Linked DNA regions of Mus musculus: region 1 is linked to region 2. Evidence: chromatin loops called from intact Hi-C (ENCODE). Cell type or tissue: heart. All regions are shown on one strand. Each heading gives the region's core, and the rest is flanking DNA. Links, peaks and the distances in the headings are about the cores only. Region 1 has its middle 18 kb from the start of Cyp2r1. Region 2 holds the start of Calca (calcitonin/calcitonin-related polypeptide, alpha).

The links. A loop is a pair of places that touch in the nucleus more often than their neighbours do. Peaks named below come from ENCODE experiments on the same cell type or tissue, not always from the same donor. Only the 100,000 strongest peaks of a DNase experiment are listed, where the experiment ranks them.
Region 1: a loop joins it to region 2, with 6 times the contacts of the local background. A loop is called at or near these places in 13 of 42 quality-filtered maps.

The regions. Positions count from the first base shown.
Region 1 is chr7:114,573,729-114,589,110 of GRCm38, reverse strand. No RefSeq gene overlaps it. Among named protein-coding and RNA genes, the nearest start is that of Cyp2r1, 18 kb to the right of the region's middle. In heart, for the core only: a CTCF peak has its summit at 8,525 (motif pointing left); no DNase peak of the experiment used is centred there.
Region 2 is chr7:114,633,170-114,647,533 of GRCm38, reverse strand. It overlaps Calca (calcitonin/calcitonin-related polypeptide, alpha), which reads left to right and starts at 11,177. Exons shown (of 5, transcript NM_001033954.3): 1 at 11,177-11,322; 2 at 12,313-12,407; 3 at 12,926-13,066. The coding sequence starts at 12,322. In heart, for the core only: a CTCF peak has its summit at 11,816 (motif pointing right); no DNase peak of the experiment used is centred there; H3K4me3 peaks cover 1,315 bases; H3K27me3 peaks cover 2,131 bases.

The DNA of each region.
Region 1 (15,382 bases), core at 5,677-10,676, 55 kb after region 2:
AGAAATGCTAACATGCAGTATTGATAAACATGTTCAGGAAACTCTGACACTATTCTGGTCATCTATTGCTGCCAAGCAGACTCTCCCACAACCTAATGCATAAAATGAAATGGCTATTTGTTTAGCTCAAAACCCTGCAAATTGGAAGGGTATAGGAGTGTATGCCTGTTCCATGCACTGTATACCCAGTGGCATACAGTGAAGAGATAAAGAATCCATCTCAAAAACTGCTCACTTAACCTACTGATGCCTGATGTCCATTGGGAGTTCTTCTGGTGCTCTTTGTATAAACTTCTTAGTATAGTCCGAGTCTTCTAGTAGCATAACTCCAAGGGTAAGAACTCTAAAACACAAAGTGTGACAATTTCACTGTGCTTTTTTAAGGCTTAACCTCAGCTATCATATGATGTTCCACATGTAATACTATGATAATTGAATTAATAGCAAAGGTGCATCCAAATTTAAACAAAGGAAACTTAACAAGTCCATCTTATTCCTTGATGTGCATGTAGCAAAGGTCTCTAAAAGCATGTGTAATGAGCAAAACTATTCTAGCAGCTCCTGAAAAGTTTGGTGAGCACACAAAAGACATATTTTTCAATGCTACACACAGTTGCTAAGACAATAATATTTTGTGGAGTTTCTATGAAACAAGGACATGCATCTAGTGGTTTTCTTTTGTGTGGCTCTCAAAAATAAAGTTCACTAGAACTACAGGTTTGTTTTCTTTGTGCAGATATTATTTATCATCACGATAGTTCTTATGAAAACTAAAACCTATGGGAGGAATATGATCACCAATATGTCTTTGCTAGATGAGAAACTATTTTGTTTTCCCATTCATTTTCCATCTATTGTGGCACTTAATGGTGTCAGTGTGTGTGCGTGCGTGTGTGTGTGTGTGTGTGTGTGTGTGTGTGTGTGTGTGTGTGAGAGAGAGAGAGAGAGAGAGAGAGAGAGAGAGAGAATTACTGGGGATGGAATACAGGGCCTTACACATGACAGGCTAGTGTTCTAGCACTGAGACATAGTGCCAGACCATAATGAGAATTAGCCCTGTTTACTCAATGTGAGGTATATAACTCCATTTTAGTGATTAGGCTGTCCAGATATAGAAAGGCAAACTGTAAAAAAAAAAAAACTGCATTAGAGGTGCAGCTGAGATTTGGATTCCAGGTCCCAAGGATATACTTTTATTCCATGCTTAGAGTGTTGTTAGTAACTAAACTTCTTTTTGAAATACTGGACCAAGAGTTTTAGTAAGTCAAAGTTATTAATAGAAAAAGCCTACATTGCATCTTAATCCAAGTCTCCTGTTATTTCCCCAGAAATCTGTGCTCTAGAATCTTTCTCGAGAAAGATATGGGTTATCATAGATTTCAGCTGAATAGGAACATGTTCACTGCTCTGTGTGAGAGGATGCTTAAACCAATAAAAAAAAAAACAACTATATACCAGAAACAAATATTATGCTATATAGCTTCTCTGTTCTTTTCCAAATTCAATGTTACAATTTTATATAATAATCCACTGATTAAATATCACATGGAGATATGGGAACTGCAGATAATTGAAACACAGAAATCTTTTCTGTCGGTAAAAAAGAATAAAATGTTCAGAAAGTACATTTAGAAAGCTGACCTTGACCTGTAGACTGATGAAGAAGGTGTGTCCTAACGTCCCTAACACTCTCAAAATTGGCTCCACATCCCAGTCACCTGGGTGCATGGCATAGATACCATTATGTACTAATATCCATCCCCAGAGTGTGAGATATCATTGGCATATCAGATTACATTAACCTCAACAAGTGTTCAGGCCTCCTTGAGAATACCTAGGTCCAGGGCACAATTCAGAAATTGTCTAAAGAAAAAGATATGGATCCATGGTATCTTCTTTCTCTAAGATTCATTGTCGCTGGTTCTTTTCTTCTGGCTCTCTTTCTTTCCCTTCCCTCTTTTCTGAATACTACAAAGTAATGTCTATACTATACTCAATGCTAAGATTCTGATTCACTCTTTTACATTTATCATATTAGGTTACAATAATAACTTTTGTGCTGAATCAGATGAAAGTCAATTTTCACTGGAGTCTAAGAGTGAAGTTAAAAGTTCTAGAGTATGTGATTATGGGCCACTTGATTTTTTTCTAGTACTTATATTTCATATATACGTATGGCCCTTGACCAATACCAGTAACATTTTTTGGAAGCTTCTTCAATAGTAGAGAAATTATTAACCTTTCCACTCAGCTTTCTTTTTTCCAATGAAAGAAACAAGGAGGCTTATCAGAAAGATGATTTTTCACATGAATTTTCACTGCTTGATATTCAGAATTTACCAGAACTTTCTGGAAAGCTTTTTTGCTCCTCCCTTCTCCAGTTCTATAGTACATTAAGCAAGCTCACTAGAGGTCTGTTGATATGATTTTTTTTTATATTGGCGTGTCTTAGATTCTGCAGTTTGCATTGGAAATTCATTAATTCGTTCAATATTTTTAATAAATGCAGTATTCTAGATATCAGAAATAAAATAAGATAAACACATAAATGCAGTATTTATCTATTAATTGTATTTACAGTCTGATAGGAAACAAAACAAATTGATTTTACAATCTAGTACAGAAATTGTGAAATTCACCCAACAAAGAGAATCAGTGTGTGTATTTACATGTGTGTATATATGTGTATATATAATCCATGTGTTTGTTTACATGAGTTTGTATATATTTGTGTGTGTATTTGTCTATGTACAGATACAGTCTGAGTACCCCTAAAGTGAAAATCTAAATTCCAAATGCTTCACAATTTGGTTTTTGAGTGCAAAATTTTGTCTACAAGTAAAAATGTACTCCAAGAATCTTTAGATACATGGAGTCCAAAGGTAAGCATATACTAAGAATACCATGTAAGATTACCTTCAGGCTATGCATATAAAGTATATGTGAACCACACATCAATTTTCTGTTTAACTTGGGGTCCCATGCCCAATACTTCTCACTTCATATATGCAATGATTACAAAGTCATATGAAATCTGAAACATTTCTGGATAATGGCTACTCAATCTGCATATGATTGTGATGGATCAGTGTTGACTGTTAATTTGACAAAATCTGGGGACGCCAAGGAGACGAGTCTCTAGGCACATCTGTAAGGAGACATGTAGATCAAGTTAGCTTCTGGGATTACCAAGAATAGGTTAAGGTGGGTAGAGTCACCCTGAGGAGGGTAGCACATTCCCTGGTTTAGTTCTCCGGAATGCATCAAAAGATAGCTCCTGCCAGCTGCCTCAGGCTCCTGCTGCCAGGACCTTTCCATCACAGTGTTCCTTTCCTCCTTTAAGTTGTCAGGGTATTTTATCAAACAACACAAAAGTACCTAATACAAATGTTAAACCATCATTACATGGAATTGCTTACAGGATTATAGGAATTTAGAAAGGAAGCCCAAAATCCATAGAAGAGGCCATTAATAAGTGAAGGCTGGAAATTAGACATGACCTGAGTCTACAACTCACAGAGGAATGTTGTCTTCCTCTACGAAGCTACAGTCCTGCTTTTAAGGCCTTCTAACTTCTTAAGTAAGGCCTACCTGTACTATGGAGGGTGATTTTTGTATGTGTCCTATAAGACAGCCTAAATGGCATCCGTGTTGGTCTACAGAGTCATATAATGTTTTCAAAAAGTGATGACAGCTGGGAGCTGGAGAGATGGCTCAGCAGATAAGGGTACTTGCTGCTAGATCAGAAGACCTAAGTTCCATTCTCAGCACCAACAATGGACAGCTCACAACAATAACTCCAGTTTCAGGGGAATCAGTGCCCTCTTTTTGCCTCCATAAGCACCCACGTACAAATACACACAAGCACATGAACTTAAAAATAATAAAAATAAATATTTTTCCTTAAAAGTGATGACACTTAAGGCCCAAAGGCTCATGGGTATCAGCCAGGGAAAGAAGGCAGACACAAAAACTCCTAGGCTCCAGGGACAGAGTAAGCAAAGACCCAGCAGTAAAAGAGTACATGGCAGATGGAATGTTCTTTGTCATCACATTTTTCTGGCATTTTTTTCCCAGAATACCTTTAGTAGAAGCCAAGTGTTGACTCTTCTTTTAAAAATACAGTTATATTAGATGACTGTAGTGTTATTAGTGCTGAATCAGATGAAACTGTATTTTTTGTTTTAATTTGCATTTCTAGTCACAGATGAGATGAAGCACATTTTCATATGCCTATTTAACATTTAAATTTGCACTTCCAGTTTAGTCTTTGTACAGTATTCTTCTGAGTAGTTTCCTTTTTATTATGGGAATTAGATTATAGGAATTAGAAATAACTAAAAGTGCTTTGTCCTAGTATACATTCTCCTAGAAAATAAAAAGTCAAAACTCGAAGGGTTTTATTGACTGGAAACAAAGGGACCCGGTTAACTCAGAGAATGTTGAGATAGTCTGGATTCTAGACCAGACCTTACTTATAGACAAGACCTCTGTAGCAAGCAGGAACAACAAGGGGAAAAAGGAGAAAACTAAACAAAACAAAACCAAAAAACAGATTATCTTTAAAAAAACAAAAACAAAACAACAACAACAACAACAAAAACAGTGTTTCTATGAGGAAGAGAGTTTTAGAACTCCAAACTAGGAAGCTACTGGCTGTCTTTCCTTCTAATACAGTCAAATACATTTTACTGAAACATAGACAAGAGGGATGATAAAAAATCAAACTCATGAGAAATTATCATAAAATTATATCTTTTCAAAAAATGAAAATAAGCCAGAAAGGCATGCATACAAAATAAATGGAACCTGTGTCCTTGTATTTTAAATGAACAAGCTGAATTTTAAATAATATTTTATTATTTAAAAAAATAATAGAATATGAGGATATAAAGTTGAGAGGGGGTGGGGAAGCAGAGATAAATCTAGGAGGAGTTAGAAGAAGGAGTGTGTGGGGGGTGATCAAAACACATCATATAAGATTATCAAAGAATAGGGTAGAAATTTTAAGCAATCATGGATTTAAAAGTGAGTGGGAGAAAATGAGAGGAGTCAGCAGGGAGAGATGGAAATGATATAATACAGTACTCATGTCTCAAAAATATAAAAGTGTTCAGTTAAGAATATAAGTAAATAATACAAAATATCAATACTAAAAGAAATACTAATAGCAAAATTTACAAACAATTTAAACTTGGATCAAAATAACTCAAAAAATAATACTGGAAAAAAGAATATGAGGATATAAAAATAGAGTTAACCAAACCAAAGAAAGTATTATACATAAGAAAATGATTTTAGAAGCAAAGAAATGGAAGCTATAATTTAGAAGCTAGAAATGTAGAAGTAAAGAACTAAAAATAATATACTAGTAAATAAATATCATGTATTATAAAGACAAAAGTAGACAAGATCTTTAAAATTATAAATATAAAATATATAAAAACCAAACATCGAAAGTAGTCATCTGATGTTATGTGTGTGTATATATGTGTGCACATTTGCATGTAGATATGCATGCAAATGTATGTACAGGTATGCATGTGTATGGAGGCTGGAGGTCAACACTGACTATCTTCCTTAATTGCCCTCATCAGATTTTTGGGGGACTAGTATTTCATTGAACTTGGAGCACATTTATCTATCTAAATTGGATGTCCATTAAACCTCTGAGCCTGGCCTTTTTATATGGACTCTGGGGACTGAACTCAAGAGTTCACACTTGTGTGGAAAACACTTGAGTCAGCATCTCAAAAATGTCTCCGAGGTAATTCTAGAAGATATTAACTGAACTTAACCAAGCACAGAAAGGCACTGTACATTCTCATACGTAGAAGGCAAATAATCTCATAAATGCTGAGACCACAAAAACAGACCCCAGACGCTGAAACCTCTGAAGGAAAGGGAAAAAGAGATTGACTGTCAGCTGTAAAAACACAGTCAGACAGGAGTAGTATATCCTAATATTTAGCCCAGAGGGTGACCATGGTTGATAAGAAATAATTGTATACTGCAAAATAGCTAAGAGAGGGGATTTTGAAGTTTCCAACACAGAAAATGATAACTATTTGAAATGATGGATATGCTAATTACTCTGAGTTGATTATCACACATTATACACATGTTTCAAAATATTATGCCATCACCCATAAGTATGCAAAATTATGTATCAATTAAGCTTTTAAAAACATTTTAAAAAACAAATTTAAATTTGATCTTTTTTATTTTGACAATTTAACTCATCTATTTGTTTCTTCTGGCCAACTTGATGGCTATACAATTCACATAAGATTAAATGTATTCATTTTAAATTAATAGTTTGGTAAGTTTTGACAAACAGAATCATTATCAAAATCAAATAAAAGCAAAGAAAAGAAAGAATAAAGTTTAACAACTTGTTTCACACAAAAGCAAAGAGAAAAGGAGAGAAGAACACGCAGGACAAAGGGCATATGGGACAAAGCCAACAAAAACAGAAAACTATCTCAATTACATCAGGAACTGTTTTTAAGCTAAGTGGAGTTAACATTCCAATTAAAACAATGGCCAGCACGAGCATGGTGCTCAGGGTTAGAGCCCTGTGCTTTGGAGTGACAGGCAGAAGATGAATCCAATGCCATTTGCAGCTATATAAGGTCTGAGACTAGTTTGCTTACATGATACTTTCTATCAAACAAACAAACAAAAGAGATGACTATATAAAAATCACTATTATATCCTGTTCACAAATACGAGAGCAAACCAATGAGAAAGGATCTGCCAGGAAAACAGTAGCTCAATGCACAGAGCATGGCTACACAGCATCAGATAAACTAACCTGACACAAGAAGTATTACAGGTGATACAGGAGAGCTCAAAATCCTACAACACATGGAACAGGAAAATCCTCACACTTTCTGTGCCTGTCATAGGGTAGACTGTGGCTTCATGATACAGACAACAGAAATAGAAAAGATAATGCACATTGTCGAGGAAGTTAGCACATCCTTCTCAGTAGCCAACCAAGAAAAAACAAAAACAACAAGAGCCTTGGACCACACCATTAGGCAATGTGCCTTACTGAGAGGTTACAGAATATGTACCTATTCAAGTAGACCTAACACATTTACCAAAAGAGGCACATACCATAAAGCGACTCTCAATTTCAAAGAATTAGAAGTGAGAGTATTTCTTTCATCATTACAAAAGATAATTTAGAAATCAACAAAAGTAGAAAATACACAAATAAACTACAAACTTAATAGTGCAGTTCTAAGTAACTCATGTGTCTAGGAGACAACCACCATGAGAATAGAGAATGTTCTGAAAGAAGAATGGAAACATGACCTGTTGGGCTCTGTGGAACAACTAAAGATAACAATGGGGGAAAAAAAATCACTGCATATTTCAAATGAAGGCTCAAGAGTTACTTCAACTTCCATCTTAAAAAAAAAAAAACTAGAAAAAATAGATCATAAATTAAACCAAACACAAAGGAAAGAAACAATAAAGATAAAAATAGAAAATAATGAAGTAGCAGAAAAAAAAATCAGCGAAGCCCAAAGTGGCTTCTTAGATTAATCAACATAAAATAGGGCACACTACCAGAGACCACACAGATGTGAAATGGTACGAAGAGCACAGTATCAATAACTTGGCCAACCTTGACAAAACAGACATTTACTGAAAAACAGACAAGTTGCTAAAATTTACACCTCAGGAAATGGAAACTATGAGTAATCGCTTGTCTGACAAAGATGTGTATGTGTAGCTTGGCTCCGGCTACAAAGCAAACTTCAAGAAAGGAATATACTCTACCAAAAACCTAGAGAAGCATCGATGAACCTCCCAGCTAATCCCACCAAAACTTGTGAAGACATTACCAGGACAAGAAAACTAGAAGCAAAATTCTCCCACAAATAGAAATGTAATCCTAGACAAACAGCAAGAGCAATAGGAAGCCAATCACAGAACTAGACAGCCTGGCCCTGAAGCCCACCTCGGCCACTCCTGCTCCCACAGCGTGGGGGAGGGGACTGCTCGGCCTGTGCTTTCTCACCTGTACATGGTGTTTGTGCTTGAAATACAGATTGGTCTTTCCATCCAAAAGTCAATTTAATTTACCACTTAAACAGAATAAAAGAGATGCCCCATGCAGTTGTCTCTGTATATGTAGAAAGGGGTTTGACAAAACCCAAGACTCTTCTGGATAACATTTAAAACATTATTATTTTGAAAAAGAATATTTAAAAATGTCATTGCTATCACCATTTAATGTAATAACAGTGAATTCTTTGCCTCTGGGTTCTCAGACAGCAAATGCATATACCATCACCAGCTCTTTTTCAACATTGTGCTGAATACCAGCAAATATCCCTAAGGCATTTCTGCATCAATTAAGCCTTAGCGACTTCACTTCTTTCCCTTGAACTTAATTATTCAGGAATGAGAAATATTTCCATGAGTTCACATCAGTTTCCTCCTCAGGGATTAATCACACTAGCAAGCACTTGTTATCTAGATAGCTTTCTGTCGCCATCTGGTGGCAAAAAACAACCAGCCTAAGGTTTAATCCTTTAACTCAGAGATTGAAGAGAAAAGCAATCAAATTGATTGAAAGGTAAAGAAAGAGAGAACGCAGAGCAAGTCCAGGACCCTCCGTCAAGTCAGGCCATGCACTTCCCTCAGCCCTTGCTCCATCTCTGCAGATCACCATGAGCAACAGGAGTATGTTAGGAAACTCTGGACCCAGATGACCCAGGCCCCAATGCCCAGCTCTACTGTTTACTAGGTTTGGGCTTTTAAAGTGATCTAAACTTGCTTGCCTCAGCTTCATTGTCCATAAAATGGAATAATACTATCGTCTACCTTGCTAGAATGTGAGGGTCCAAACTGCCAGTATGCAGCACTAAACATACTGAAAAACCAGTCAAGTGCTGTTGGATTTTTTTTTTTGTCTTTATGAGAGAGGGTTGCAGAACACAGTACTTTGAAAGTCATATTAGCAATTACTATAAAATTAGGTATGTTAGCCTGATCATGACAACACTAATTCCAGTCCTTGTGAATGAATGTATACCCTGAACTAAGGCTACACAGAATGTAATTTGTCTATACAACTGAATAGTACTCATCCATTAAAAATAATAAGATACTAAGACATATGTTATAATTAGGATGAAACATTAAAACATAATGCTATATGAAAGAAACCAAACATAACTGGCTGCCACTGCATAGTTCCTTTAGCACTATCCCTTTCAGTAGATGGTGTTTAAAGCCCTCCTCTTATGTGGGCCTGACTTATGACTTGCTTCCAAAGGATAAAATATGGAGAAAACCAATGTGACAGTGCAGAGAGCTTTCAGGAACGAAGCTGAGACCACATGTGACGAGCCCTGTTGATGTTATGAGAAGGGTTCTTCACTTCTCTGGTGCTCCTTCCCAAACCCCCATGCTAATCTAAATGTGAGGGGAACATTAAGCTAATCCAAATTGGGGAAATTCTACAAAATGCCGTGCCAGAACTCCTCTAAATCCTTAATTTCACTAAAAAGAGGACAGGGAGCATTAAAAAATATGAAAAACTGCTATAGAACAATGGAAACAGGATGGCAAACTGCAGTGAAGCAGCATGCTGGATTAGATCTTGGGACATAAAAATGAAAACTGGAGAAGAAACTCGGAAACTTCGAATGGCTCTTAGAATGTTGTTAGTAGTTAGCATCCGATATTACTCACTTGATTCAGACCAATGAAAAATAGTTATAGAAGATGGCAAAGTAGGCGACAAGTACTCAGGAACTCTCGATCTCCAAACTTTGTTGTAAATCTAGGTTTATTCCAAAATTAAAAGTTTTTTTTTTTTTAAAGAAAAGAACAGGATGAACTGGAATGAGCTTGTTTTGCATACAGATGTTAGATTAAGAGGTTGTTTTACAATAAAGAAAAGGATCTAATTGGTATATTTTCCATGGAAATGTTTCTAGTTGATAATGATTCTCTCACAAATCCAAGGAAGTCACAAGTTAAGTTTCCCTACAACTTGCCAAAAAGAGATGAATGGTAAATACAGGGTCAGGTCCTATACACTGAATAATCTCAATGACTTTTAAATAATCCTATGCTTTAAATTAAAACCATTTAGCCAAGTAAAGCATCATATGTCTTTAATCCCAGCACTCAGAAGTCAGAGGCAGGCAGATGTGAGTTTGAGGCTAGTATGGTCTACTATTGAAAGAAAGAAAGAAAGAAAGAAAGAAAGAAAGAAAGAAAGAAAGAAAGAAAGAAAGAAAGAAAGAAAGAAAGAAAGCCAGCCATTTAAGGACCCTAGATGCATTAACTCAGTGTCACAAAAAAACCTTGGTCTTGCCCCTCCACAAACATGTGACATGGCCTCGTGCCTAATAGAGCTTTGAATATGGGTCACTCCCTGTCTTATTTGGCCCTCCTCTATGACCAACACAGCAGTCTCTTTCTTCCAAAAGTATCCGTTTAGGTCTAAGGGGTCCTAAAACACCAGACAAAGGCCTTGGAAGCCACACTTTGGTCATAAAATGAGTCTTCATAATAATCCCAGCTCTGCTCGGCCAGTCTAACATCACAAACAGATGGCAGCACCACCAGCTCCCTTCTCAACAGCGTCTAAACCTGCCATGTGAGATTTGGTGAGGAGCCTACTCCATGGGACCAACACGGTTAAGTGAAAAACTATGATATGGGGGTTAGGAGACGCTAGAGTTGAGAAGCCTGTCCCCATGGGAACTACATAGAAAGTCCCTATGGCTGAGTTGTATCATTTAACCATAAATATAAAAAGACAATGGCAAGAGTCATTAGAGAAAATAACTCCTACAGAAAACCCTTCAAGTCCAGAACTCCCTTCGGTTCCTGATTCCCAGTTCCCAGAAACCTGGCCAAATTGTTCTGCTGACTAAACACAGGGCCAGGCCACAGTGCAGGATGCATATCTTTGCCCTGAAACTAAACAGCCCTAGATCTTAGCAGTACAGGGATCTTGGTACCTACTAGATGCACACATGCCCACAAGACTAGACATATTTCATATCTGTGTACAATGTTAGGCTTGAAACACTTACAGCTTGTAATGGTTCTCCTTTACTTTGGGGTGCCCAAGGATACAACTAAGACCCTTCCTCTTTTACTGGATTCTTCTCTTGCTTCCTACAACTGGGTACATGTGGTTTCTCTTCTGGGCTTCAAGCCCACATTTCAGAGTGTGAGAGTGTGCTTAGGATCAGCAATAGCCATGACAAATGGTCTCTGTGAGTCAGTACAGGCAGCAAGAACATAAGCACAGAATGTACTCTGTGCTCAGAAGGGAGGACACTGAAAGTTCGGAGTTTGGGGGCCTCTTTTAGGTAAAGCTTCAGGACTGTGTGTGTGTGTGTGTGTGTGTGTGTGTGTGTGTGTGTGTGTGTGTGTGTGTGAGCTTCAGGACTCTGTGTGTGTGTGTGTGTGTGTGTCTGTCTGTCTGTCTGTCTGTGTGTCTGTGTGTCCTGAGATACTAAGAGAGTAACAAGTGCTTTTAACCTCCTAACCCCCTTGCTAATGGGCAAGTTCACACATACATCTTTAATTAAGAAAGGGAGAACAGGACTGGTCTCTCTTTTAGGTTAAAGATGAGCAAAGATTTGGGCCAGAGAAGAATGTCCTCACCAGCCCTGCAATAACTAACATGCATTCTCTAGAGATACCCCAGACATTATTTGTCCCAATCCATAAGGCAAGCCTTCACCTTCCCTTAGCAAGTGTGAAATAAAGTCTCCTTGTGGGTATGAAAGAAATCTAGGTTGACCAGATGCCCATATATATTTCACAGCCAGGATCTCTGGAAAGATCAATGCTGTTCATCCCTAGCTCTCTTATCTTACAGAATCCATTCCAGCCTTAGAGAAATCTCCCCTGGAAGTTGAAAGTGAAAGGAAAATCTATGTCTTCCTATTTCAACTGCTAAGATCGTTTATGAGCAGAAACTTCTCTGTGGTCGGAACATAGTGACTACAGCTGCAGCTGCCCTCAAACTTCAGGGAAGCTTGAGAACACAGAGCTCCAGGTCCTAGTGAACAAGAGCAGCTTGCCGAACTTCTGAACAGTCTCCTATCCCCCCACCCTCTGTGTTTCCCTCCCTCCCTCTTTCCCTCCCTTCCTCCCTGTCTGGGATTAGTCATCTTGGATATACTGGGGCCAGGTAAGGAGCCTTACTTAGAGCTCTCATATGACTCCTACCCCAGCTCCTTTGCAGGAGAAACAACTCCCTGCAGGCATCTCCTACTTTCCTTACAAACAGGCTGCCTCTGTTCCTGGGGAAGTGGTCATCCTGACTCCCAGGGCTTGGGAATTCATTCCTCTGTGCCCCTTAAATGCTCTTTTTACCAGATGCCAAGTACTGGTGTGATCTCTGAGAGTGAAGTAGTGATGGCAGAAGCAAAGGAAGAGAATGTGCTCCTAACGCTCTTGCTCACCTGAAGGACACCACCTAGGGATGCCACCTCCCAAGGGACCAAGACCTTGAGCAGCAGATAATGACTCTGGAAAACAGAGGAAGGCCTCTACCAGATACAGACTACCAATCACAAGCTGGAAAGAGCACATAGCCTTCTTCAGTCTTTTTTGCTAATCTGCTTATTCATGGTTCTCTTGCTTTCTAAAGAACTGATCCAGGCCAGCTGGGACTATGTTCACTGTTTCCTGCAGCTAAAGCCAAAATCCCTGTACTCATTTCTCTCTTCTGTCTGAATACCTGGTTCTCCCTTACCATGCCAAGCTGAATGCATCAGCCTCAGCAGAGATCCAGAAGACCTTCCTTTCCACCATTCCTATAATCCTTAGACCAGTGGCCTGGATCTCCTCTGATTTCCATAGCCCAAGTAACTTTCCAGCTAGGACTTTCCAAACACTTCATGTTTCAGGTCCCTATTCCTATCTCTCTAATTATTCCATCCTCCTCCATCAAGAACCTCCTAATGTTCCTTATCTTTCCATTAAAAAAAAAAAAAAAAAGAATACAACACCCATGCCTTGTGGAAGGCTTGGTCAGCTATGCTTCAGCCCACATTCTTCACAGAGTTTTAAATCTCAGTTGTACATCTGTGCAGGGAACTTCCTGTGTCTCCTAGATCCCCATATTTTGCAAGGTCTCCAGTGCCTCTTCTTTCTGTACTGAGAGAAAAGCAATTGTAAGAGGTGTCTATGGGCTTCTGTTTTCCTGCACCAATGGGACCACTTTGAGTTTCAAAGGTGCATGTAAATGTGAATAGTTTGGAGGCTTGAAAGTGCTAGGAGAATCCAGGCTTGAAGGATTTAATCTGTGTCTGTCTGTCTGTCTGTCTGTCTGTGTCTGTCTCTGTCTCTGTCTCTCTGTCTCTCTGTCTCTCTGTCTCTCTGTCTCTCTGTCTCTCTGTCTCTCTGTCTCTCTGTCTCTCTGTGTGTGTGTGTGTGTGTGTGTGTGTGTGTGTGTGTGTGTGTGTTTGTGTGTGTCTTTCTGTCTGTGAAAGACCCCCGTTTCTGGGGAGATTCTCGCTCAAGTCCCAGGATGAGCCGACGCCATAATAACTCGAGAGAAACCATTCTTGATGCAATATCGCATGAGGTTTATTCGGCTATCAGCATGCTGAGGCTGAGCTCGTAACCCACACAGGGGCAGAGGAGATCAACCCCCAGCAGTTGCAGTCAAGGGTTTTTAAAGAATAAACCGCAAAGTGAGGGGAGGATAAGACGACAAAGAATGGGGAAGCTGAGGAAACATCGTAAGAATAGGGATGGTGAATTATAGCTCATCTCTCACGGAAAGGCTACAAGCTATCTTTGGCAAACATTCTTGGTCCCTTACACTATGGGTCAGTTGCCTGGGTGGGTCACCCAGTGTTCATCGTTCTCTCAGGCTGAAGGCGAAAGAACAAAGAACTCCATGCTGGGCTTCGTTTTTAGGGGTTTAAGAAACACATTGAGTTGGGGGTCTTACATCTGTCTGTCTGTCTCTCCATTCCACTCAGCTTCCCACTCATCCATCATGGTTATGGCAGCCCTTCAGGAAATTGAAATCCAAATTGTTTTCACAGCTGACTAGAACCAGGGACTTGTTTGCATAGCAGCCACTAAAGGGCAGGACAGGACAGGTTAGTTCACCTGCTCCCAAGGCTTTCTGGGCCAAAGGGTCAGGTGCACTGTGACTCAGTCTCCTGTGCCCTCCTAAAGAACACAGGATACACAGCAGACCCAAAGCTTTAAGTGTTTGTGTTCTGCAGGGGACAAGCATCCTTACTGGAAGCCCTACTTGAAATGGGCACCCTTCAAGGTTCTCGGTGTCCTTGCCTTCTGCTAGCTAACCCATCATGCTGCCCTGAATCACTGTTGCTGGAACCCAAGTGTTGGGGGGTGTGTGTGCACTGGGTAATGGTTGGCTTTGTATTACTCAAATGATAATTTCGGGATTGAGTACTGGTGGACTTTGGTATTGTTATTTTAATGAAACATCACAGGTTTCATCTTTTGCAAACATTCTTCTCCACCACTTCCTGACTGGTTTAATAAAAAGTTGATCAGCCAATTATATGGGATAAAGAGAATAGGGCTGGACTTCTGAACTCAGTGATGGGTTCCCAGAGGGGGCAGGAGGGAGGGAGGGCAGGCTAGAGGGAGAGAACTGTGAGGAGAAGGAAAGGTAGGAAACCAAAAAGATTTGCCCCTGAAGTTAAGTCACAAGGAGAGAGATGCCATGAGAACACACACAGAGACCAGAGGGAACCAAGGCAAGACTCAGATACAGATAAAGCATCATTTGGCTGGATAACAGGCATCCTAGTTAGGTTAGAATAGTTCAGAACCTGCCAAGCTTAGTTCCTGCAGCTTGTTAATAAAAATACTGAAAAAGTATAATGTAAAAGCAAAATTCTAGGCCTTTAGGCCCAGGCTTGAGAATGTGACCTCTGTGACTCAGTGCTCCAAGGTATGCTAATCATAAAACAGCGACATTCCTCCACCCACCTGCTTCCTGGGTTCAAGGAGTGTTCATTCAAAGAAAGTCACCTGGACCCACCCTGACCTTTGATAGAACCCGCTATGCAAATGTGCTATTGTTAGGGGCTCTTAGGAACTGTCTTGAGAAATAACCCGCACAATTACCAGGTATTCCTTGTGACTCTTGTGACTTTGCACTTCCTTGTGACTCTTAACAGGTATTTTTGGTATTTTCCAACAACGCCCTCCCCACCTCCTTGAGTTGTGGTTTCTTCCTTTAAATACCCCCTTACCCAGCTACTCGGGGCGCCATGGTCCTCTACCCCTGCGTAGTGTATGACTGCAGGCCCGAGAGCACTCTTGAATAAAAGTCCTCTTGCAGTTTGCAGCAAGGCCATTTCTCGTGAGTGATTTGGGGCGTCGC
Region 2 (14,364 bases), core at 9,365-14,364:
GACTAAAAGATGCTTTCTTGATGACTGCTACTTCCAGAAGCACTTAACAGCCACTGTGCTGACAATCCCCATGCAGTAAGGCAAGGCAGTCGGCACCTCTGTCTCCCAATTCCACCATGTGAATCTAGTCAACATCATGTAGATTCCCTCTCTGCCCTCTCTTTATTCTTCTGTATCTCCTTCCTCCTGCCTTGCCTTTAATAAAATGAAAATATGGGTGCAAAAGTCCTCACACTATTTAGTTACATGTGACACTTTCTAAAGGCCAATATGGTAGAACATTTTTCTTAAGATAGTCTATAATTGTTCAAATGACTACGAATGATCTAGCTTTACTCCACATCTAGCAGGACTGCAGAGAAGAAAACACAAAAGCCAGAGGATTGACAGGCTTGACTCATAGCAGGAGTAGGGATAAACTCTTTGTCCTTACACTGCTTGGCAGTAAGCAGGAACGGCTTAACATGGAACTTCTGAGACAGAGACAAAAGGCTCAATTCATTCCTAGCTTTCTCACAAGAGAGAGGGGAGAGAAAGGGAGACTCTGCAGGCAGCTTTCACCACATCCTTTCCTACCTGGGGTTTTCTCTGAATGGTACTTGTTGGTGCTGAGAAAAAAAAAAAGTCTAGCACTGATCAAACATATGCTTAAATTTGTGCCTAGGATAATTAGTACCAACTCTAAAAGACAATCATCCAGACTCTTTGGGATCAAAGAGTAACTTAGCATTACAGAAATAGATATAGTATCTGAATACTGAAGAGCAACTATAAATATTCCTGGAACTAAAAACACAATTTCTACTTGTGTCCTAGGACCTGTTAGCCAGAAACATACAACTTATAAGACTGGAGCTTGGGTCACCAACCCTACCCATTGTGTGTACTTTCTTATCACCAGTACTGTGTCTGCTGGAAGAAATTCCAAAGACACCCATTCATTCATCAGGTGTCACTGGGATGGTGACAGCCCTTAAATAAGATATAACAGAGAACTGAAGGCCAAGTAAACTACAACAGCAGATAACTGGCATGTGTTACTAGAATCCATTATGACATTACAGCTGCTGTCACATTTGCACTCAGTGTCTCTAAGCTCTTCAGTCACACACAGCTCCACCCCGTTTGCTTGTTCTGTTTGTTGTCCTGGACATAAGTAGTCAAATCTAGTACTATCAAAGATCATGCTGTTCCTGATCACTACGAGAGATACACACTCAGTTGGCATTTGCTCTGTGTGTCATTCTGGTAGGCTTTGTTTCTGTCCTCTTGAGTAGATTGGCTAAGCAGGTGCAATTTTTATAGTTCTTGACTAGCATTTACAAGGTCCTGTGCAATGCTTATAAGATCTTTGTTCACCATTTTACCTAGTGTGAGTGAGTGTGTGTGTGTGTGTGTGTGTATGCATGTGTGTGTTGTTGATTTCATTGTATAACATAAAAATGGAAGTGGATGAGCTGTTGCTAATTATAATGACAATATCAAGAAATGATAGTTGGCAACCAGGTAGGAAGAAATAAATTGGATTATTAACAGAATGGCATAGATACAAACCTCAAAAAGAAAGACTGAGTTACCACTCAGTGTGTGGTCCTATTGGTCCTCCATATCTTACCTCCCCTAAGAGTGTGTTTTATTAATTATGCCCAAAACACTAAACGAAGTTCTTTTGATGGTGACAATGAATTGTAAGAATCAGTGGAGACTATATCTGGTTTATTTTTTATAAGAATGTAGGGAAGGTTCAGAAATACAGCTCAGCAAAAAATAAAAGTGCTGTTTGCACAATTCTGATGACCTGAGTTTGATCCCTGGAGCCCACATAAAACAACTGGATATGATATCGTGTATCTGTAATCCCAGCCCCTCAAAGATAGGCAAGAGCTAGGAAAATCAGTGGAAGCATGTTAGTCTGGAATGCAGTCTCAGAAACAGAATCAAAGGAAACTGCTTCAAAAAGGTGGAAAACAAGAACAGGCTCCTGACTGTTGTCCTTTGACCTCTATATGTGCATGTGGCATGCACAGGAAGGTGCATACACACACACACACACACACACACACACACTGAACACATTTCTAAAAGAAGGTAGAAAAGAGTTCAATTAATACTTTCTGCACACTGTTAGGTGATAGAGCTTGGCACCTGGAAGGGGAGCACTTTCATTATAATGATGATCACAAACACCACTCTCAGTGCTCTACCAGGCTGTGTGCCAGCTCTTTAATATATATGATCATTAATCCTTCTGGGCAGTGAGGCTGCAGGATGGCCAGGCATGTATCTCAGAGGGTTGGGAGAGGCGGACCCATTCTGTTGTGGCCCTGGCAATTAATTTTATTTTGAGAATTAAAGACTTTATAGATTGTCTTCTTCAGAAGACCAAGAGTGTGCAATGATTTTACTTAATCCACTGCATTAAACTGGTATAATTTGGCACTGGAAAGAATAAGCTTTTGTTACACTAACAATAGCAAGCCTTCTGAAGTAGCTGTCCCATGACAAGCAATGTGTCCATGGGTTTAACATGAAACATCTCTGGTCCTGCTAGGTAGTTGTTTGTAAAACGTCCTCTCACATGCTAAGAAAGTACTACTTAGGGAAATTATTGTCTGCTTAATGGCAGTGAGTGAATGGTAGATCCAAGACTCAAACTCAATTGCCTATGGTCACAAAGCCATACTTCTTGCACCCCGTTCTCAGTTTATACAGGAAATCCCCATATGTACCCCATTGGTCCCTGGCAAAGCTCATCAGAACACCATCTCTCTGATGAGCTTCCTGGTAGAGTGAGAAGGTTCCTATTTCTATTTCTTGTGCTCTATGGAACAGTAACTCCAGCCAAAAAGAAAAGAACCATTCTCAACCCAGGGAGTCTGAGGCAAGGGAGGATTTTAATTATATTAGAGGAGCCCTTCCTGAGTAATTCCTTGACGTCAAGCACTGAGTCCATCCACCTCTCTGAGTGACCAGTCTGGCCCTTGTCCACTCTATTCAGCTCTTTCCTGGCAGCTGGAGTCATCCTTAAAATAGCTTCTGGGCCTTGGAAGAAAGTTTGGAAGGAAGAGCAAAGGTACCTTTGGGGTTGGGAAGGGTAGCCCCTCAGCAGCAGATAGTTCCACTCTACAAGAAAGCCAGTTAAACATTTTGTTTTCCAAGAATGAGAGGCCATAACAACCTCATGGACACAATATCCAGTTCTTCCTCTCTGCCATTAATTCTCCCCCCTGGATCTATCCTCAAGCTCACCTGACTTGGTGTTCTTGCTTCTAAACTCTTAACGACAGTTAAGTGGGCCAATCTGGTACAGATATCAACCACAGCTAATCTAGTTTCAAGATGGTAAAGACCATATCACGCCCAGAGGACAGCATTCCAGAGCAAAAGGACACATAAGAAGTTGGAAGTTAATGAAAGAACAAACCCTCTACAGCTCATCATTTCTAGACATTGTCTACCCAGAGACTGAGTGAAGACAATCGTACAGTGTGAATTCAGTAGGGTCACCTTCTCAGAAGAGGCAAAGAAGATAGCATCTGATATAAGCTGTTTATTCATACCTTGCCCCACTCCCCAGTGGATGCAACGTTTCTTCAGAGAGTGATATTTCCTCCTCTACTTGGTAATTTACTAGCTCTATCTAGTTCTACCTTTTCTGGGAGTCCTCTTCAAGTGCTCTATCCCAAAGCATCTGTTCTTTAAGCCTCTACCAGACACAGTCCTTGTCAATCAACCCACTGTGTACTTACCATGGCAGGTACAACAATGGCCTCTCCATCACATCATGATTCCTGAGCAAAATAGGGGGAAGGGGGTACTTTGAATCATATTTAAATGGAAGACTGTGTAATGGAAAGGTCATATGGGGGTTATTCAGGAGTTAGGCCTAGATAGAATCACAAGACTTCTGACTAACAGAAAAGAGAAGCAGAAGATGAGGAGGCCATGGCACTATGACGTGAAAAGCACCCAGCTCGGGTTGGCATGATGGAGGAAGCAGGTTATAAGCTAGATTGTGGATGACCACTAGAGGTTGGGAATGGATTCTCCCTAGACCTCTATAGAGAGCACAGTCCCTCAAACATTTCATTCTAATGAGACCTCTGGTAGGTGGACTTCTAAAGAACTATAAAATAGCACATTTATAATGCCTTAAGCTATAATAGCTATGGTAATTTTTTATAACAGCAATAGAAACATAGTACACATATTCACTAAGTATATTATTCTCTAATTTTTTGTTATTTAATGTGTGTGGGCTTGTCTCCCTAAGATACTACACAATTTTAATATGCTGTAGTTTATTTCCTCTTTTTCCTCAGACCTGGACTCAATCAGCTGCCAGGAGAATGACCTCAGAGTCCTTTCGGTTAAAGGATAGGATCTATCAAAGTAAGCTAGGCAATCTGAATGTATTTTGATTTATTTGTTCATGGTATAACAGCAGGGCACTAACGGGCTGGCCTAAGATGGACCCTTGTTGTTGATTTTATAAAACAAGATTTCTGCCCTCCATCCTTAAGACCAAGGTCTGTTTATTTGCTTCAACTGCACCTGGCTTTTCTTCCCATAGTGAATCAACACAAAAGAGCCTCACTGGAGGGATGTGGTAGGATTCACTGTCATTACATTCTAGTTATCTGCTTGTAGTTTTCTCTTTGTTCCTTTGGTAACAAAACATACTCTCAACTCATCTGACCCCCTCATATATTTGATTAAAAGTATTTATTTATTTCATTGTTTCTACTAATAAATCATACAGAGCATTTCTAATCATGCATACCACATAATTACATTTTACAGTCCTTCCAAAATGCATTTCAGGTATTATATCTATTCTCTAATTTATTTCCTTATGCACATCAATTGATTTATCTCCTAACCAAATTATTCATTATGTATTGTTGAAAGACTGACTGAAAGTTAAACTCCGCATTCCTCCCCACTGAGTTGTCATCTAAAGGAATCCTCTTAAGAGCCCATTCTCAGGATCCACAAGTGTGCATTGGGTTCTTGGTGAACACAGCAGGAAGCCATTCTGTAAAGCATGACATCTGACAGCTTACAGAAGGACAGGGCACCAGACAGGACCGAGAGTCAGCCATAGTTTTTCAAGAGTCAGATAACCGTGCTGCCAGTCCAGCTGGCATGCTTTCTGTACCCCTATCATGAAACACTATTTTAGTGCCAAGAAAATGAGGACCAAGATACTTTTATTTTCCTCTCATTTCTTCTAAAAATCACTTATATATGCCCCAGTACAGGGGAACACCAGGTCCAAGAAGTGGGAGTGGGTGGGTAGGGGAGTGGGGGGGAGGGTATAGGGGACTTTCGGGATAGCATTTGAAATGTAAATGAAGAAAATATCTAATAAAAAATTGGAAAAAAAGTATTCGAACATATAAAAAAAATCACTTATTCTTCACATGAGCGGAGACAGCATCTTTCCTGGTTCTGTTATCCCCTGGAGGCCATTCCCTTCTTTTGTGTTGCCTCCTTCAGCTAGCTGTCCTTCACATGATAATTTCTTATTCTTACTTTGATTTTTTTTTTTTATGGCTATGAGTGTTTTATCTACACGTGTGTCTGTCGTACCCATGGAGGCCAGAAGAGGGTTTGGATCCCCATGGGACTGAAGTTACACACTAGTTGTGAGCCTCCATTATAAGTGCTTGGGATTGATCTCAGGTTCTCTGGAAGAGCAGCCAGTGCTCTTAACTACTGAGCCATGTCTCCAGCTCCCTTCACAAGACAATTTCATTGAGAAGGGGCAAGCAGAAGAAACCCAAGAAAATACTAGGAAGATTGCATGAAGTTCTCAGCTCATTTATACAATATCAGAATCAGATGGGAATTTGAGACTCTCAATCCAACATGGTCATAAATCAAATGTGGAACCCAGACTAGCTCCATCATCTCCTTTTAAGTGGGAATAGGAATTAAGAACCCTCTCTCCTAACTTCTAGCACTTTCTACTAACTGCCCCCAACAAACACATGACCTCCACTGGCCAAACCAGACACTCTACGAAATCATCCAGAATTCACAAGGTGAAGTAACATGCCATGCTAAACATGGAAAGTTAAGTGAGCTTTCAAGTATTTAAATTTATTCTGTGATTATTGTTATGGATCTAACTTGGGTTTTATTCTTCAGCAACTTATTTATCATAAGTGGTAGCATCAATATTTACTTTCTTGCTGTAAAACTGTCAATCTCCTAAATGTTGGTCCAGGAACTATAAATGATTTATGCCTGGTCATTGAGCCTCTCACCACAAATCACATTAGCCCCGAGGAAGGGAGACATAACTGCATCTCCTTCCGAGTCTGTCCCTAGATCCAAGGACCCAGACCTCCTGACTGATGTGGCAAACTAATAAGCTATGCTCTAGCATTTGAAGTGCTCAGAAGAAGCCTAGGGAATGTAGTTAATTCAATCCAAACACTCTGGCTATTCCTTTGCCTACAGACAATAGCAGTCATCTTTAAAAAGCTGCTGAGAATACAAAAGATCGTATACTTGGTGGCACACAGATGGAATTGAATGTGGTTTTAACATTTTTATTCTACCTGTTATTAGTGAGTGAGTGTAGGTGTGCACATGTTCTACTGCACACATAGAAGCTAAAGGACAATTTTCAAAAATAGTTCTTCCCTTTACCACAGTTCTAGGAACTAAAATTGAGTCATTAGGATGGCACAGTGATCACTCTTACCCATGGCCCATCCCACTGGCTTGAGTTTGAATATTTGTAACAGTTTGTCTTTTTTTCTACTTCAATGTATTTTATATTACATTCATGCTTACCACACATGCAACATGCTTTAGCTAACCTATATTTAGTTTGTTAACAAAACAATGGAATCCTCTCTAATATTTACACAGATCCATCTGCTCTGAAGACCTCCACACAAGAACATGATTCACTTCTCTTTTTTCCTCCAAAAGTTTTTTATGTTTCCATAAGTGTTTTATTTTAAAAGATATACAAAATGAGGCTTTTATATACATACACGCTTTTATATACATACACATTATAAAATGATTACCAACCAGGCTAATTAACAAGTCTACCCCTCACAACTATTTCTGCACATGTGTGTGTACCCATGTGTGTGTTCCTGTGTGTGTGTGTGTGTGTGTGTGTGTGTGTGTGTGTTTATGTTGAGAACATTCAAGGTCTAATCTCTTAGCAAATTTCAAGAATATTTATTGTTATTATCTGTGGTCACTATTCTGTATGGCTGGGTCTTCAGAACTTACCCACTTCACACCTCAAAGTTCTTTGAACCCTTTACTTTCACCCCTCCTCCCAGTATCCAGTTCTCTGCTCTGTTACTTGAGTTCAACGTTTTTATAGAGTGCACCTGTAAGTGAGGTGATGTAAACTCGTCTTTTAGCGTTTGCTTTATTTCTCTTATTCTTTCTTCTTCTGGACAATGCAGTATTGCTGTATCTGAGAGAGAATAGAAAACCAAGTGGTCTGTATAATGCATGTGCTATCTGTATGTGTGGCATATATAAAATGCATGTGTATGCTACATAATGTATATGGTAGAACTATACTTTTCTTATCCATTCATCCACTTGTAGACACTGTCTGCTTCATGGCTATTTCTGTTGCTTTGCCAGGCATTCCATCTTGCTTCTGCTTGCCTTAGGAAACATTGAAAATCAGTTCTGTTTTTAGTGAGTTCAGTGATCAAAGCTTTGGTTTCTGCTTTTAAACCGATATGACCAAACTTCTGCCGAAATCCCCCCAGTTTGTTTGATGTGATTCTGCTGTGATGGCTGCTACACTGGGATGGCTGTGATTTTGTTGCTGAGTCTGTATCGCATTCAGACTGCAGAGGAGCAATAACTTTAATGTGGGCTCTGAGCTCTCAGTCTTCATATTCTCTCTACTTAGCATCTGTTTACTCACTGCTGAATGGCTCAGTTAAGCTTTTACTATAGTGCATGTAAATCTTTTGATCATATGCAAATTGTTATAAGATTTTTCTATAAGATGTGGTTTATAAATTTATTTGAAAATCAGAACAATGCAGGAATCTGAATTAAATGAACGAGAGTAAATATTACAGTTTGTATTTACTGGAATGTTGTAAAGCAGTGCTTTTCCAAGCTAGAGTGTTTCAAAATTAGGTGATTTCTACATTTTAAAGTTTTAAGACGACTAACCATAGAAGAGCTACCTGGTCAAGCTGCTATTTTGAGATCAGTCCTTTCCCTTGCAGCTTTCCAGAAAGCAATGGGAAAAAATCCCAAAGATCTGCCCAGGCAGAGGTCTAACCACCCCAACTCTCTGTAAACGCAGGTTGCTGGAAGCAGGACAGTTTTTAATTTCGAGCCAGGAAGACTCTTACTTCATTGTCTTGTTTCTGGAAACATTATCAAGGAAATGGGAAAACTGAGGCAGAAGACTTTCTGCTCCTAAATTTGGAAGGGTGGGAGGAGGTGGTTTAACTGAGCCCTACAGTTTGGGAGCTATTTGGAGGCACTGAGCACTAAATTTGAAAGTTGATTTGCATTTGTTTGACATTGGCTGATAGCCTACTGGGGTGCAGGGTAAGGTTGTAGTTGTTAAAGAAAGGAACTACACCCTCCCCAACCCCTGAGCCGTGCTTCTGGGCACTTCCTACAAAATCAAAGAAAAACCTGCATTTCTCTTCCTAGAGACCCACTCTTCCAACCCTTTCAATTATTCAACTTCTGCAGATGACAGAGGTGCCCTCTGGATGTGATGGCTTACAGCTACAGGTTTCATGGTGTGGAATCAGGGTTGGCTCAGAGGTCTGAAGGAACACTCCACAGCCTAGGAGCAGAGCTCAAACCCACCCAGTGACACTGCCAGAAAACCAGTGCTCAACACTGCACGGGTTAAAGCCAGGAGTTTTTTCCTTAGGAAATGCTTATAGGAATCCATTTGTTTAAAAAATGATTTCTGGATCCCATATATTAGACATCTTTGCAGTTGAAAGAAGAAACAAATTCCCCAGGTGCACTTGGCACCTGAGCACACACAAAAAGCAGATTTTGTGCATCAGTCCCAAGTGGCAATGACCCAGTGGCTCACCACTGTCATCTCAGCCCTCGCCAACTTGTCTCCAACTTGTCTCATAATTGCTCACGAAAATTTAGTCCAGGTCTCAGAACTAAACTGCTGGAAGCCCAGGAAGGCCACTTCTGGGTGTCTGCCTCCAGGGATTCCTGTGCCTGGGAATCCTAAATCCAGTGGCGATAAAATTCTTCCAGCTCTGGTTTCCAGCCTGGCACTGCCTGGCCAAGCCCATTCTCCCAGCCCTGGATGGGTCTTGTTGCTGCTCTGAGAGCAGACCCTGTGGAGAGGGATTCCTGGCACTCCTTTCCTCACATTTTTATACCTTAAAACTTCTGAGATGCCCCAGAAGTTAAGCTGGAAAGTCATTGATGGCATCCTAGAAGTTAAGTGTTCCATCATTCTGCTTTGAGGGACACATCTGGGATGTTGGTAGGACCGACAACTCGGGTTCCATGGCTCATGCCATTCAAGTCTTCTTGGAAGCTAATTTCTGCTCTGTTTAGAGAAATATGAAGCTTGCTTGGGTGTCCCCCCCCCCATGGTCCCCAGATTCTCCAATGTGTTCAACACACTGGCTAGGTCTGGACTGGCTGCTGCATGTAGCACCGCACACTCAGACCTCACCAACTGCAGAAACATGAAGCTTCTTTGTCCCCAGACAGCAAATGCCCCAGTTAGGACCTCCACCCTTGTCGGTGTTCCTGGAGCTCACTGCTCAGACAAAATGAGTGTCCAAATCAGGGGAGTGGTTGTGAGAGGGATCAAGTCAAACTAATCTGATGTGAGATGGAGATCCAAGAGCAAACATCCTGTGGGAATGTGGCATGGACTGCAGGAGGGACGTGAAGGCAGGCTTCAGACAATTTGAGAACCACTAAGGATGCTTCTGTGGGCCACAGAGACTGCTGAGTGGCTGTGCTTTCTGGAGAGGATGCCTTTTTGGAAAGAGCGGAGAGTCTCTGTGCCAGGAGAAGTGTGACTGGGAGCAAGTGTGAGGTTTAGGATGGGCAGCATCTCCGCAGCACTGTCAAGCCTGCCTGCTCTTTAGCTCTTCAGCTCAGGGATCTAAGGGTGGGGGTGAGAGGGCCTCCCACTCCACCCCCGGATCAAATACAACTGGAACATCTTGGCAAACAGCAGCAGGAAGCAAAAGGACAGCTGTGCAAATCCTTAGGCAGGCAGGCAGCCTAATGAGAAGTGATAGATAGCCAGGCAGGAGGAGAAAAAGATCTACAATGGAGACTTTGGAGGCATCTGGTTCTTCTTTGTACTTTCCCCACTACCCCTTCGTACCCCCTACCCCAAGCAGGACCCAGCTAAATACAACCCCTTCTCACACATGTGAGTGTGTTATCCAGCGCATTAGGAATGCCAAGCTGAATACAGATGATTCACACTGGAGAAAGAGAGATTTTATAGCCCAGAAAACACCAAGGTTTCTTTCTACAAGCAGGCCCTTCAAAGGGGGACTATGATACCCACTGAAAAGTTTAATATGTTGAGGTTTCATGCAGGCTTTGGGGGTCTTTTGGGGGGTGTCAGATTTTTGAGGATTTTTTTTTTCATTTTTCATTTTACCTGTGGCCACATAACCCCAAATGAGGCAGCTGCCACAAGCCTCGGGTCTAACTGAGTCCTTGTGTGCAGTACCAACACCTCTGACTATCTGCCTAAACCTGTGTGCCACGCTGCCAGAACTAGCCTTGCAGATCAAGAATTCATCCCTCAGGTGCACTAAACTATTCTAGATTAGGCACGGACTTAGGTGGGGGTGGGGGTACGATTAGAATCAGACATGCAGCAAGGAGTGCTTGAGATACTGGACTCTACTCTCCAAGATTCTGAGATTGGAGTCAGGAATATTCAAAGTCAAGAAGGAAAGAAGAGATGAAATTTATCTTGATGTCAAAAGGCCCTCCAAATTCCCGCTAATTTTAAGGGTGGCTCTCACTGATCCGTATCATCTCCCCCACTTCCACCAATGACCTCAATTTAAATTCAAATGGTGTCATCTTGCTAGATGCTCTGAGTTCTGGAAGCACAGAGGTGACGCAATCTGTCTGGGGCATGGGGCCCTTCCACCTATTGGCTGCCTGGAGCCCCGAGACCCCTCCCGACTCACCACGGCGGGAATAAGAGCAGCTGCAGGCGCTGGGAGGCACAGGAGCCACTGCCAGGATCAAGAGTCACCGCTTCGCAAGCACTGCCTGGCTCCATCAGGATCCCCGCAGGCTCAGCTCCAAGGCACCGCTCACCAGGTGAGCCCTAAAATTCCTGTTCAGGTGTGTAGTTCTACTTTTCTCTTCCTCTCCCTCTTCTCTCCCGCTCTCGCTGTTAGTCCTTGGTTTGTCTTTCCTGACAATCCCAGTCCCCGTTAGTCATTAGTCCTAGCGTGGTTCGTGTTAGATCCCGATCCAGATAGGTCCCTACAGAACTGGTCCGCAGAGCCTTCCTTCAGTTTCGCTGGAGCGCAGGCTCCAGTCTCACGTTTCTCTCTCTCTGTACACCTGATCCACCAATCTTGGGACGCTGAGCTCCTAGGCTTCACGCGCGCAGTCGGGCGTAGCTCTTCTTAGATGGTGCTTTCAGTATTCTCGTTTCCTGAGAAATTGGTCCTGAGTCCGAGCCTAGGGCCAATATGTAGCGAACAAGAGTCAGTTGCCGCAATTGCAAACCCCGATTTGGGACCCTGGGATTAACAGAGAAGTGTTTTCCACCTCAACTTTAGATTGGTTCTTGTAGGCAACTGAGTTGCCAGAGGGTGGAGCAGCTGAGCAGTGCAGCCGTCAGTTTCTCAGATTTCAAGGCAGAAAGATTCCCTCTCCATAGACTTTCTTTCTCACATTCTTAGGTGTCTGTAAAAAAACTCACAAAGAGAAGACAACTCTACACTTCCCTGTGGAGACAGATGTAGAGACAGGAGACACCTGGGATTCGTAGAATCCTTGAGACTGATCTCACCACCACCACTCCTTTACCACCACCACCACCACCACCACCACCACCCCCGACCCCCCGCACCCTCCCCCTCCTCCATCTTTAGGGCTAAGATTCTTTCCAAACCGTATAGGCTACATGCACACTGGACAATGAGGGAACAAAGATGATGAGAAATGTGGTTATCAGTATGAAGCCAAAATGTCGGGGAGTCACAGGCATAAGCACACAGAAAGCCAGGTCCATGGGCTTATAGAACCTTGAACTGATATAAATAAACAAATGAATAAATAGACATTCTTCTCTTGCAGGAAGGCATCATGGGCTTCCTGAAGTTCTCCCCTTTCCTGGTTGTCAGCATCTTGCTCCTGTACCAGGCATGCAGCCTCCAGGCAGTGCCTTTGAGGTACGTGTAAAGACAGGAGTCCTAGTGTCCTGGGACTGGCCAACTTCCTGTTAACCACAGAGTACCGAATGTTTAAAACCCAACTATCTGGTGGAAAAATATATACATGTACATAGACACACATGTAAGTTCACTATAAGCTTAAATTTCAAGTAGCCCTTTAACTAACAAAATGCTTTCACCACTTCCCCCCCATATTTAGTATCAAGAGTTAAACCTTTTTGTTCAATTCATTCCTTATGAGACATGAATTTTACTCTAATCTGCTAACTTGCCAATAAATATTACTGACTCTAATTTATAATCTGTTAATCTATTTCTCATCTACTTTACAAACTGTATTTATTAAAATGAGCCCCCAATTCAGATTCAACAGTAATTATTTTGTCATTCAATTTGCCTGCACTTATCATTTAACTTGCAAAATTCCTAAACTTATGAGGACGCTGACTCAAGCCTCTAGTGTAAGCGGCAGGCAGGGAATCAGAGACGGTGCTAGACTTGCTTCCTCTCCACAGGTCAATCTTGGAAAGCAGCCCAGGCATGGCCACTCTCAGTGAAGAAGAAGTTCGCCTGCTGGCTGCACTGGTGCAGGACTATATGCAGATGAAAGCCAGGGAGCTGGAGCAGGAGGAAGAGCAGGAGGCTGAGGGCTCTAGGTAAGGCCCCTTACCCTGCCTAGCCCATCCACAGGAAGGCGGAATCCAGAAGGTAGGAGAGAGCGCACTGTCCGCCTGGCTGCTGTTTAGCAGGACACGAGGCTCAGCTACTCTCAGGCTGAAAGAAGACAGAAGTCATCGGGTGAGACTGTAGTTAAATCACACTTAAAAAAATTTATTTCTGAAAGCACTTAAGAGAAGGCTAGGAATAACTGTAGAAATCAGTCTGCTAACATTGGGGAGACTTCCTGCAATAGTATGAGCGAAGACTGGTAAAGCCTAAAGTCTGCAGAGATGGCATTGTGGCCACAGGGCCAAGGAGAGCACCCCTCCCTATCCTTGCCTGCCTGTGTGCCCCCAGCTTAGAAACAGACCAACCCTGGTCTGGCTCCTGCATTACCCAAGGAAAAGCATGTGTTACCCTACAACCATCCCGAGAAACACCCTGCCAAGCATGAAAGATTAAAGAGCACATGGAATGTCAGAAAAGTCACCCTTCTCCTCTGCCCTTCCCCACATTCTTCTGGCCTACCACACCCCAAGCCTTCCCGATAGTGTATGTGTGAACCAACCTCCTACCAGCCCCGTCCCAGCTTCTAATCCTGTGACTGATTTAACCTGCAGACTGCCCACAGGGTCAGCCCTGGTGCATGGCACTGCCTCGCATGTCTTTTCCCTGCAGCTTGGACAGCCCCAGATCTAAGCGGTGTGGGAATCTGAGTACCTGCATGCTGGGCACGTACACACAAGACCTCAACAAGTTTCACACCTTCCCCCAAACTTCAATTGGGGTTGAAGCACCTGGCAAGAAAAGGGATGTGGCCAAGGACTTGGAGACAAACCACCAATCCCATTTTGGCAACTAAGCTCCTTCTCTCCTTTCTAGTTTCCTTCTTGCTTTCTTCCTATAACTTGATGCATGTAGTTCCTCTCTGGTTGCTCTCCAGGCTATTACTGGTTGCTTTCCTGAGGCAAAGAATGGTATCTGAAATCCCCAGTGGGTGAGGAGAAAGTCCCACAGGCTAAAAGAGAATCACCCAGGAAGATGGCAGAGAGCAAGGGCACACTCAGGAAGATGGCAGAGAGCAAGGGCAGTCATCTGGCTTCCTAGTAGAGCTTCTAGTCTTGCTTCTGGAAGTGTTGGTTGTTTGGGAAATAAAACTATTTTTTAAAAAGATTTGAACCATGGTGGTCATTGATCTAGCCCACATCTCAGACTTCATGGAGTTCAGGACCTGTGGTTAGAAGTAGTTTTTAGCCCTAAGGTTAATCAGTCGTAGTTTGGTGAGCGATGGCCA